2 separate regions of the Homo sapiens genome follow, and region 2 is linked to region 1. The links are chromatin contacts, found by Hi-C or POLR2A ChIA-PET in ENCODE. All regions are on one chromosome and are shown on one strand. The core of a region is the stretch at or near the end of the contact, and the rest is flanking DNA. Distances in the headings are between cores, read along the strand shown.

The links. Hi-C counts contacts between places; a loop is a spot of excess contacts on that map. ChIA-PET counts read pairs that join two places held with the same protein, here RNA polymerase II (POLR2A). Pooled maps may share reads with other maps.
Region 2: a loop to region 1 is called in a map of naive thymus-derived CD4-positive, alpha-beta T cell, with 2.2 times the contacts of the local background. The contact joins two enhancer-like sites. A Hi-C loop is called at or near these places in 6 of 168 maps with a recorded cell type or tissue (CD14-positive monocyte, CD4-positive, alpha-beta memory T cell, CD8-positive, alpha-beta T cell and 3 more) and 3 of 50 pooled maps. POLR2A ChIA-PET finds 5 or more read pairs at or near these places in 3 of 52 experiments (CD4-positive, alpha-beta T cell, PC-3 and Panc1).

Annotation. Positions count from the first base shown.
Region 1 is chr3:108,032,200-108,038,222 of GRCh38, reverse strand. LOC124906265 (a long non-coding RNA gene) reads left to right here. Exons shown (of 3, transcript XR_007095995.1): 2 at 1-2,425; 3 at 3,995-6,023. Among named protein-coding and RNA genes, the nearest start is that of CD47, 56 kb to the left of the region's middle. Within about 2 kb of position 2,287, at least 2 of the 41 ENCODE cell types and tissues checked have a DNase peak (open chromatin) inside an H3K27ac peak, as active enhancers do.
Region 2 is chr3:107,924,119-107,930,141 of GRCh38, reverse strand. It overlaps LINC00636 (long intergenic non-protein coding RNA 636), which reads right to left. Exons shown (of 3, transcript NR_015394.1): 3 at 1,235-2,269. Among named protein-coding and RNA genes, the nearest start is that of LINC00636, 44 kb to the right of the region's middle. RefSeq lists enhancers at 2,553-2,612, 2,623-2,712, 2,301-2,922. Within about 2 kb of position 2,506, at least 4 of the 41 ENCODE cell types and tissues checked have a DNase peak (open chromatin) inside an H3K27ac peak, as active enhancers do.

The sequences.
Region 1 (6,023 bases), core at 1,038-3,537:
CTGGAATATGTATTTTCCTATGCTGGGTTATTGGCAAAGAAGCAAACAGGACACAAAATGACTAAGAATATAAAATAATATAACAAGTGCAGCTAAGTTGCAGACATGTTCATTCCAAGCACAATATTCATGTTAGGCCACCCTCCGGTTCCTTAATGAAAGCAGAGGACAGAAGGTGACATTTGGCATTGGGTAATCCTATTTGCCCTTTCCTGGAATGCAAAGAAGGTGGAAGGAAAGGATCCCACTCCTGTAGCACACACAGAGGCTTTGGGACCCCGTGCCTCCTGCCAACATCACTCAGCTCATTCATTTATTTATTCACGTCAGTGACAGATTCTCAAGACCTCTGAAAATATGTTAAGAGCAGGCTCTCCAATCACACCAGAAAGAATATGATTAAGAACTTAGAGCTGTCTTTAGGCTAATAACCAGCAGAAACTAAATCCAAGTATTTGGGAGTGAAGATGGTTGTTGAAAATATTGAGGCCTAGTAAATATTATTTAGCAAATGGAAGTATTTCAGTCGGGGGTTTTGAAAGGCTTAGGTTTATACTGTAATCAGCCTGCTCTCTTCTCTAAAATGATTAGAGTCCTTGTTCCATCAGTCCTCCTGAGTGGCTGCGGAACGCAGAAAAGGCAGCTGGTGACATGCTGTGAATTGGAAGTGGCTTCTATTTACCTCTTCTCCACCTACTCATATGGCCACGGATGGTGCCCAGTTCAAGCAGGAATAAAACACCACGCGAGGCTAACTGGCCTAAGTCCTTCGAGTGGAGCGCAGAAACTTGCTTTAAGAGAGCCTGATTAAAGGCCCCAAGTCCATTTTAAGGCATGGTTTTCTATTAAGCCTTTAATGCTTACAGAAGTATACATTTTCCATAGAAAGGGAACCTAAACTGTCCTAATATGTGGGCAGTTTAGCTCCTGACTCCCAACTTGGCCAGAGGTGTGGTGAATCAGCATGTCACATTCCACTAAAAGATGCTTCCCTGTTTATGTTTGTTTGGTGTTTAGGAATGTAATAACTATACTAGAGTTCTTTCTTAGGCTGTGGTCTGCCTCTGAGGGAACTGAAAGTGATGCAGAGAGCCAAAACCAGCATCATGATTCTATCAGAAAGCGTATGTTTGTGTCCTTCATTAGGAACATTGCCGTTCTATGCTACCGAATGAAGAGGATCTTATTGATACCTCCCTCTCGCTTCTGCCTCCAAACCAATCCCTTGCTTCCTTCCACCCAGAAATAAAAGGACACTCTGAGTTATGGCATTATCAGTGAATTTTCAGTGGGTAGGATGTTCTGAGCAGTGAAAACTATAAATAAATTGGTTCTACGCTGGAATTAGCTGTGGAGCCGGAAAGATAAACACAGGACAACTAATTGCAGCCGCACGATTAACAAGAATGTTGTTCTAAGGAGAGAAAAAGTCAACAGCATTAATGAAAATTAAGCAGTATCTCAATGGTACTAGTAAATAAATAAATATATGTCTATGTTTAATTAAAAGCAAGACCCAATTATGTCTCACTTCTTACTGAGCTACTTAAATCAAGACAGTCTAATGTTAAATGAGAAAAATCAACTCAGGACACTGTCATCTGCATTTAATCAAGACTTCTGTGTCTCACACAAGCTTTCAAGATGGGTAGCGGTAGGGGTGTGTGTTTAGGAGTCTCATGCAAACTTCCCATTGCCCTGCAGTGGACAGGTCTATAGATCTCCAGTTGGAGTACAGAAATCTTCTAGAAGAATTGTGACTGTAAAGCCACTTCTATAACTCTTACTCTGTGATTCTGATGCAAACATACCATTTTGGGTTAATATAAGCAAAGCTTGTATCTAGAACTATAGCTAAAAGTATCAATGTGGTGTTATTTTTTTTCTGACAATAAAAGCAATACATAAATGTGCAGCAAAATGTTTACTTAAGGTTTTGCTTCTTTTCAACTAAATTTGTTTAGTACACATTAAAGGTCAGATGTGGGGAAGATAGATTGGGGGTCAGGGGTTGTTTCTACCTGCTTTGTCTAAATACCTTACCGCAGTCAATGTCCTTAGTTGTTTTGTGTCTACCCCCATTAACTGAAAACCCAAGGTGAGAAAGTCTTCCTTGCTGAGTTTAGTGACAGTTCTCTCCCAGGTGAAGGGGATGGGGTAAGAGGCAGAAACCCCTGTCTCCAGAGGAATCTGAAGAGAGAGTGTGCTTTGATGACCCCGGGGGTGCAGGAAGGAAGTGGGGCCCAAGCAGGCAATGACTATGCCTGGCCCTGGAGTTGCGTACTTGGCCCTTACTGTATCATTTCTTGTCTCACTTCCTCTCACTTGTCAGGAATGTTGCCAGGACTGGTGAAAAGACAAGTGAGATACCACGCCAAATAAAGCCAAATCCTTGAAAGAAAGATGCGATGGTCTACAAATCAAAGTAATTTCTTCTTTCACTATTACTGATGCAAATGTCTTTCTTTTCTTCATCTCACAAGGTTTTTTTGGTGTGTTTTTTTTTTAAATCTTTCATGAAAGGCTCATCATTTACTGGCTCTCTTACCCTGGAAATAACATTATCAGAAGCTATTTATTGAGCATTTCTTCTGTGCTGGGCGCTATGCAAGGCCGAAGAATACAGTCAGGATCAGACACAGTCCCTCCAAGATGGGGTATATAAATTTAGTAAATTTCTTACTTTCTCTGAACCTTGATCCCCTCATTTATTACATAGGACATTTTTTAAAATAGTAATACATACATCCTGAATTTTTTTTCCTAAAACAGGGTAGTGCTGTGTCACCAAGGCTGGAGGGCAATAGCATGATCACGACTTACTGCAGCCTTGATCTCTTGGGCTCAAGCAATCCTCCTGCCTCAGCCTCCCAAGTAGCTGGGACTACAGGCATGCACCAGCACACTGGCTAATTTTTTTAAAACTTTTTGCAGAGACATAGAGACCGGGTTTTACTATGTAGCCCATGCTGGCCTCAAACTCCTGGGCTCTAGCAATCCTCCTGCCTTGGCCTCCCAAACTGCTGGCATTACAGGTGTGAGCCACCATGCCTGGCTCTGGAAATGTTTTGAGGACTACATAAAATAATGTATATAAAAGGGCCTAGCAGAATATAACTAGAAGCTCAACAAATGTTATACATTCTTCCCCCCCAGTCATAAGCAGGAAAACAAAAAAAATTAAATCCACACATTTCCCCATTTCTTAACAGTTTTTTTTTAAAGGGTGGTGTTGGGAGAAACTTGAAACTTTTGATTAAAAAAATAGCTACTTAGGATTAAATAGCAAATCATAGGTCAGAAATCACAGGACAAGCAATTCTTTAAGCCAAGCTTTCCCTGTCAGGATACCTTCCACAGGGGAGCAGCCCCTTCACTGGCAGTGAGAAAGGTGCTCATTTGAATATCAAGCAACGGACCAGTGAAAATTGGTAGAGAGCCATGGAAATGCTACTGCTAGGTCTGTCCCTCATGACCTGATAGGCTCTGTGGACATGGGCAACCCCAGACCCTGGTGACAAAATAAGCAACAGACCCGTTTCCGGGTGCATCTCAGGTGAATTCTGCTCACAGCCAGAGGAAAATGAGTGTTTCTGATTCTTCCTCTCCCTTCGTCAGCTTTTCCTCTGGCCTTGCCTAGGTCCCCAGGCTTAGTACTAAAGTCCCATCATTCAGTCAGTTCAAATCCCAACTAAACTCCAGAGATGGCTGGGAGGGGCTGAGTGTACTTGGTGGAGGCAGAGGCCAAAAAGCACAGTGGATGAAGCATCGGGTGGTGGGGTGGGAAACATGGGATCTCACCCCTTAGCTGTTGCTGATGAACTGGGGACCCAGATAAGATGCTGTGGCTTCCTGCATCTCAGCTTGTTTGTCTGTAAAATGAAGGACTTGGCCCAGATGTCTCAATGGCTCACCCAGCGCTATTCTCCTATCATCTCTCTCGGGAAGCTGGTCAGGTTTCCAGGATCACCTTTCTTCTCTAATCTCCACCCAGGCAAAGGCCAGAAAAGCGACCTTCAGAAGGAGCCAGCACCCCAGCTCCTGCCTCAGGGCGATATGAAGACCCCAGGAAGGAAATTATGCTGAGAAAAGGAGATCACACCTCTGTCCAGCCTGCACCGGCCCCTTGGCATGCCCTGAAGACACAAGGCCTAAATCAAGGTCAAAGACACAGCCCTCCTGGTTGTGAAGATTCCAAAGGCTCCCAGCTGCATGAGGAGGGTTACCCAGAATGTCAGATTTGGAGCAATTCAGCGAGAACCCTTCAAAATTCAGTGTGGTATGTGGAAGGTAAGAGGCAGACAGGCCACCAGGAGGTGGGTTTTATTTCGTGTGCACAAAGTTTTAAAAAATACATGTGCACCATTAAAAGGGAAAAAGAAGAAAAAGAAAAACAGCAAAAGCAGGAGACTCTACGTTTTTAAAAATCTGGATTTCCAGCTTCTTTTAAATAAAGAAGTAGAGGTTCTGGCTACACTGGGCCCACATTACTCCCCTCCCTGAACGGTGAGCTGGAGTTGCACAGCTTAGGTCCTCTTTGGGTAGAGTACATGCTTCCCAATTCTCCAGGGCTCCTTCCACTGTTGCTACTTCAGCCTATATTTTAGTGTTTTGCTTGTAGTGCAGAAATATTTCTCTGTGCTCATGAATCTACAAAATGTGAGAAAACAAAACATATACCCAGAGGACTGTGTGTTTTACCAGCAAGTGCAGAAAGCGCCTTTGTGGAAGCAAGGAATAGTGCTAATATTTACTATGCAAACCCCCGGCATGCACCACTCATTCTCATTACCTGCCTGGCTCTTAAGGGTATTTTATTTTGTAGCCTCTGCCTGGAAGACTTGGAAGACGGAAATCTGTAGATAGTCTGCAACTATTTATCCACCCATTTCTGCTTACATAGGTCATGGCAGAATTACCGTGGCACGCTACTTTGGCAAGAGTTCTGCTGTCTTTAGCCCTTGCATAGTTAATCACCTGCAGCAAACTTAAAGAATCTTATCCATCGGTCTTCAAAGGGGTAGGAATTTGAGAGACCAACCTTTAGCTCTTTTGCTTGGAATACTAATAACATGAATTTCTACAATGGTCTTCTCCATCTTTCATATACATGAGGAAGTTCAGGCTCAGACAGATAAATGACTTGCCCAAAGGGTGAAACTGGAGTATTAGCTGGTCTAGAAAGAAGGTTGGGAAGGAAACATTTCCTTACTCCTTCACCTGGGGAAAGCAAGTTGCCCTTCCCCACACCCTCTTCTGTCCCCCAGCATGCATACAATATGTACACACACTAGCCCACTGGTTACAGGCTGGCTAGCTTCTCCCAGCCTCTCTCCAGAGGGTCACCCTCATCTAGCAGATGTGGGCAGGAAGAGAAGTCCACTTGTGCTTGCTGCCAGAGGAGATGGCCACTGCCAATTGAGGCTGATCATGAAGAGTGGGTTCCTGGAGTCCTCAGCAGAGCACTGGCTATTCATGGACAAGGACAGGTGAGAAGCCCTCCTGTTTTCTGCCTCTGGCTCTGTAGTGTTGCCTAGTTCGCATCAGATGGGGAAGGAGCTAAATACTCATCCCAGCTCAGAAGTGGAACTGAGACTGCTCCGCCAGGGCGCAAATATCATGGTGCATAGAGAGCATATAAACATCCTAAAGGCCAGGCACGGTGGCTCATGCCTGTAATCCCAGCACTTTGGGAGGCCGAGGTGGGTGGATCACCTAAGGTCGGGAGTTCAAGACCAGCCTGGCCAACACGGTGAAACCCCGTCTCTACTAAAAATACAAAAATCAGTAGGGCATGGTAGTGCACATCTGTAATCCCAGCTACTTGGGAGACTGAGGCAGGAGAATTGCTTGAACCTGGGAGGCAGAGGTTGCAGTGAGCCAAGATCATGCCACTGCACTCCAGCCTGGGAGACAGAGCAAGATTCCATCTCAAAAAAAAAAAAAAAAAAAAATGCTAGAAAAAGAGCAAATGCATAGCATTGGCACTGGTGGTGTGAAAGCACAGCCCAGGATGCCTCTTC
Region 2 (6,023 bases), core at 1,257-3,756, 110 kb after region 1:
TGAACAGTCTTTGAAAATATCGAGAACAAGTGTATGTGTGTCCATGTGTATGTGTATGCGATGTTACAGGGGTCAAAGCAACAACCTGTTCCTCTGGATACATAATAATTTTGCATGTCCCCAGGTGAAAGGTTAGACTTGGTGTAAAGTCATACTATATCATCTTATTACCCATTTACTCATTGCAACTCAGTCCAGAAAATGTATTAAACATCTGTAATGTGCCAGACTCCATAAGGACATGGAGAATAAAATGAACTAAATATGATCCTGCCTCGTAGAGTTCACACTAGAGAGGAGGAAGCATATGGGCATAAAAATAACTATAAAACTCATGGCAGAGTATGCAGAATGCTATTAGTGGCATTTTACAAACAAGACACTAGGAAATCACACTCAATAATTTATTTAATCAATACTTACTGATTTCCAACTATGGACCAGGCACTATTCTAGAACCCAGAGAGATCACGGTGTACAAGAAAGACAAGGAGCCTGTTTTCATGGGGCTTACATTCTAGTGTGTGGAGACAGAGAACACCCTGGTAATGCCATGGATATATAAAATAATGTCAATTAATTACTGTGTTGAAATGGAATAGGGTAATGTGATAATGAGTACAGTTGAGGGTTGGGACAGAAGGTGGTCAGCTCTGATACCTGAGCTGAGGCTGGAATAAGAATGAAGTAGATTTGCGAAGAATTTATGAAGGAGATCTTCCACACTGAATGAATAGCAAGAGCTGGGATTAGGAGACAGAAATAAGCTTGTGGGGCTTTGGATCTGAAAGAAGGGATATGTAAAAGCATGCTGTGACAAGTGAAAAAGTGATATGAGATGAGGAGCGATGAGCGAGGGTGGATGGGGCAGATGGCACATTACATTTTGGCTATGGTGAAGAACTTGGGGTCTAATCAAGGTGCCATGGGAAGGCACTGAAGGTTCTAAAAAGAGAAGAGATAGGATTTGATTTCCATTTTAAAAGAGCAATCTTTTAAAATGCTATGTGGCAAGTGAGGACTGCAGTGGGGAGAAAATGAATTCAGGAAAACCAGACAAGAGGCTATTTTTGCAATCCAGGTGAATGATGATGAAGGGTGACCAGTAACTAAACTAGGAGCAGTCTAGGTGGTGAGAAAGACAGATGCAGGATATATTTTGGAGGTAAGCCAACAAGAGTTGGAAGAAGAGGAGAAAGGTTGTTTCTAAATGAAGAATGCTTCCATTTCTATCTTTAGTTCAAAAGCCTTTTATGTCAAACAATATAGCAGCTAATAAATTGATTCTATAAATATATCTAATGTACATTTAAGCTAATATTAAATTTCTTTGGGTCTTCAGAGTTTTTACTGTAAAAAATAGCACAAAATAAAAATGCTTAATAAAGAAAGTTGTAAAATACAGAAAAGCATAATTTTTAGATAAAAATATATATTATAAAATATGCTACATACATATCTAAGATGAGAATGCCTATTTTTTCCCTTAAAAATGTGATTCGATCTCGTATTTGGGGGCGGGAGGGGCATGCTGCTGTGCTGTATCAGGTTTTGCCTCTTTTTCTGCAGCGTCTTTCAAAAACTGAAAACAATTTAGCCACGTTATCCCAAATGCTAGGTGTGGACATTTATTTCCTCATATATGGGCGGTGACTTCCACCATTGGGGCAAACGGACCTGGAAATGCCGAGATGTCCCAGGAAGTCTGGAGCTGATGGAGCCCGTGTCCATCTCACCAAGACCTTAAATATAATGCAGAGTCCCTGCTGCAAATCCATTCCCATCCGTGCTTTGAGACGGAAGGAGGGAAATTGCAGCTATTTACAGCAACCACCATCTGAGCAAGGACTGATTCATGCAGTACCTCGGGGAAGCTAGGTTGGAAACCCTTGTCAACATGCAGTCAAGTCTATGGTTAGAACTGGCCAGTGTGCGCCCTGCATCTGCGGGAGGGTCCGGGGGCCATTTGGAATTTGGTTTTTTTTTTGTTTGTCTGTTGTTTGTTTATTTGTTTTTTAGCCCTCTCTCTAAGGGCTAAGGATTCCATCGAGGTAAGGAATGGGCGGGAGTGAGTCCTAAGCGGGCGCTCCCGGAAGAGCGGCTGCGAGCAGCGGGGCCGCAGTTCGGCGGTATGGATCCTACCCCTGCCCGCCCCGAGCCGACCCGGGCTTGATGAAGTCCCGGGCAGCCCGCGAGGCTGCAGTGTGTCACGCACCAGCTCCCGGCGGCGTCCTCTTCCCCGCCGCGCGCAGTAATGGATCTCTGCGTCCTAAAAGAGGAAGATAATGCCGGTGTTAGCTTATAAATAGATGGTTGCATGCTCTCCCTGCGAAGCATTGATTGAGGCCGCTAAGCTGACTATTGATCTAATTTTAACTTACATGTTCGCACGCACCCTCCCCGCCTCCCTGTCGCGGCTTGGTGGAGCGCGGGGCACGCTGTCTCTCGCGGCCGCCAGAGGGCGGGCCACTGGTCCTCCCGCCACCCTGCCCGTCTGGCCTCTCTGTTTACGCAGACGTACAATGCTGGCCTTTATTGGGTTTGAAAAATAGGAGTTTGATTTTCCTGCACCGGGATGACCTCATCACTCATGAAAGTCGGAGGAAAGCGGGGAATCGGATGACAGGCAGCCGGGAAAATAAAGCTTGCATTTCACCTCCTCCCACTCCACCACCTACACAGAGTACTCGGGATGTGCTTCTCATTTTAAAACCACCTTGCCGAAGCCGGGAAGTGGGAGACGGCGGTAGGAGTGGAATGTTAAATTCTTCTTGGTACTCTGGCACTCGGTGTGCAGCGGCTTCTGTTTAGAAGGTTAATGTCACCTACTCTCTGCCTACAGAGCCTCTTGTAAGGGCGCTCTCCTGAACTGTCACTAAATGGCAATGCAACAACATTATCTAGGAGTGACTTGACTAACATATTACTAATTATTTCTAGACATAATTCATCTTGCCAAAGTTTAAGCAATGGTCATCAGCAATTTTATACTGCTGGCTTGTAAATTTCAAATCTGCTTATGACTTCAAATTATTAAGGTAGGGAATTACAGTCTATCATAGTTTTGCTTGCCGCCTTTTGGGACCACAGCACATCAGGATGGGGGTATAGGGTAAAGTAAATGAGAGGGAAAGGGAGACAGAAGACAAAGAAAGATGCCTTCCCTGAAATTCTCCAGCCCTAGAACTCAGCACGTGAACAAACTTTCCTCTGGGATTCAGTGAAACATATTAATAGGAGTCAATGTTTATCAGGCACTTGCTATGTCCCAGGCATTGTACTAACCGTTTTATATTTGTTACTTCATTAAATCCTCAAGACAACCTATTGGTTAGATTATATTATTATCCATATTTTAGAGTTGAAAAAAACTGAGGCAAGTTAGTTGCACAAAGTCGATTAGCTAGAAAGGGACAAAACCAAGATTCAAACCTCAGTAGAGACTGACCCAGAGCCTTGCTCCACATCACCATGTCGAGTGTCTTGACGACATACCTCCCTTGGCAAAGTCTTAAACTCTCTGCATCTCTAAGCAAAGGAGGGTGCGTGTGAAGAGAGATGGCCACTTTCAAATAAGGCCTATCTAGGCTGAAATGGAAAAGCTCTTCATAGGGAGAGCTCTTGCAAAAGTGAAAAACGTACAAAGAAATGATCATCCTCAGTGTTGCTCCTGATAATAGCTTATAGGATGGAAATAAACCAGAAGAAGGAAACTTCCATTAAGGGGACCTCACCTGGCTATTCATTCCACAAACATTTGCATACAGTGGACTGGCCATTGTGGTTGGCACTGAATTATGGTAATGAAGAAGACAGAAGTGCTCTATCCCCTCATGGAACCTCGTGAGAGAAAGGGGTTATAACTAAGTGAACAATCAAACACATAATTGTAATTTGTGATGATTACAAAGGGGCCTGGTATACTTCGGAGGAGGGAGTCAAGAAAGCCTGTCCGAGGAAATGCCATTTACACAGACAGATACAGCATGAGTAAGGGTTAGCCGGGTCCAGGATGGGCCTGGGCATAATATGGAGAGATATGAGGAAGCCTTGAGGAGGAAATGGTGTTGGGGAATGAGTGGGAGAGGAAGCTGGAGAGCTCACGTGGGATCTGATAAACCAGAGTAAAGATTGGTGACATCATGTTAAATGCAATGGGAATACCCCCTTAAGAGATTCAAGAATGAGAATAAAGCGATCCAAATTGTATTTTAGAAAGATTGCTTTGTTTGCAGTGGGGAGAATGGATAGGAGGTAGGATGAGGGAGTGAGTGTGGAGAGACTTCAGGAAGTTTGTGCACTAGCTCAGTGAGGATTGATAAAGGTTTGGACAAGGCCTGCCATAGTGGAAATTGAGAGAAGTGGATAAGCTATTTGCAGTTTGGTGATGGATTGGACAGGATGACTGATGGACAGAGCAAGGTCAAGGATCTCTCCCAGTTTCTGGCTTGAGGCACTGGATTGAATGAGGCATCATTTACTAATCCAGATGACATGAAAAGAGGAGCAAGTTGGGGAACCCTTGGTTTGGGCCTTTCCTATTTGAAGAGTGAAGGCTGCTGACCATCCAGTCAGAAAAGAGACTTCAAAAGTAAGGTTTGAGTGAGTTGCTGATATGGACAGAAGACAGGGAAATACTGGGTAGAAGAGGGCGATTCCCCAGCAAAGGCCCCACCCTCAAGCCTGGATACCCACGGCCCTAAATGAGGACAGGCATTCTTGTTTTTGCTCCCAAAAAGTTGCCCTTTGGCCCACCATACCCCCTAACCTGTACCCATATAAACCCCAAACCCCAGGCTCCAGAGGCAGACTAGGAGATGAGGAGACACACAGATGAATGGCGGAAAGGTGAGGCAGAGAAAGAGAGAAGAGAAGGAGCATCTGAAGGCTGAGAGGAGTTTGGCTGGGGACAGTCAGAGAGGAGTTTGGCAACTGGATGGCCAAAATCCAGGGTAAGATCATCTTCCCATTCCCTTGCCACTTTCAGCTCCCCATCCATCCTGCTGAGAGCCACCTCTACCACTCAATAAAACCCCTGCATTCATCCTTCAAGTCTGTGTGTGACCCAATTCTTTTGGGATGCCTGGGTACCAAGGGGCCAATGAGCTGGTTAACACTTAAGCCATCTGTGGATGGCAGAGCTAAAACAGCATTGTAACACTAGGGTTGCAGGCACCCACCCCTAGACGCTGCTGTGGGGCCAGAGCCCAAAAGTGCTCGCCCCAATTCCTGCACCTGCCTGTCTGCATACTCCCCCTCCCGTAAGGGGTTTGAGCTCATGGAGGTCGAACAGAGAGCTGCACCCCTTGTCACACACCCTGCAAGGGGGGGCCAGAGAACTCTCCCACCTCATTATCATTTCTTTATTGAAGTGACCTATTTGTCATTGTTCTTACCATTGCCACCACTGTCAAAAAGCTCAGCTTTAGTATTGCTATGTGTGAAGTGGAAGAAGAAAACAAGAAAGCTATGGTATATGTATTTGCTTTTTGATATGTTTTGGATCTATGTCCTTACCCAAATCTCATGTTCAGTTGTAATCCCCAATATTGGAAATGGGGCCTGGTAGGAGGCGATGGGATCATGGGGACAGAGTTCTCATGAATGGTTTAGCACAAGCGCCCCAGCGCTGTTCTCCTGATCCTGAGCGAGTGAGTTATTGTGAGATCTGGTTGTTTGAAAATGTGTAGCATCTCCTCCCGACACTTGGTCCTGCTCCTAACCATGTAAGATGCCCGCTCCGGCTTTGCTGTCTACCATGAGTAAAAGCTTCCTGAGGCCTCCCCAGAAGCAGATGCAGCACCATGCTTCCTGTAGAGCCTGTGGAACCATGAGCCAATTAAATCTCTTTTCTTTATAAATTACCCGGTTTCAGGTATTTCTCTATAGTAGTGCAAGAAAGGACTAATATACTTTTGTTACAAAACCTGGAGTCTGTGGCGGCCAAACTGAAAAAAACAACAAGCAGCAACTCTTTACCTGTATGTCACTTGCAGGACTGGTAAGCAGCATTGTGGTTTATA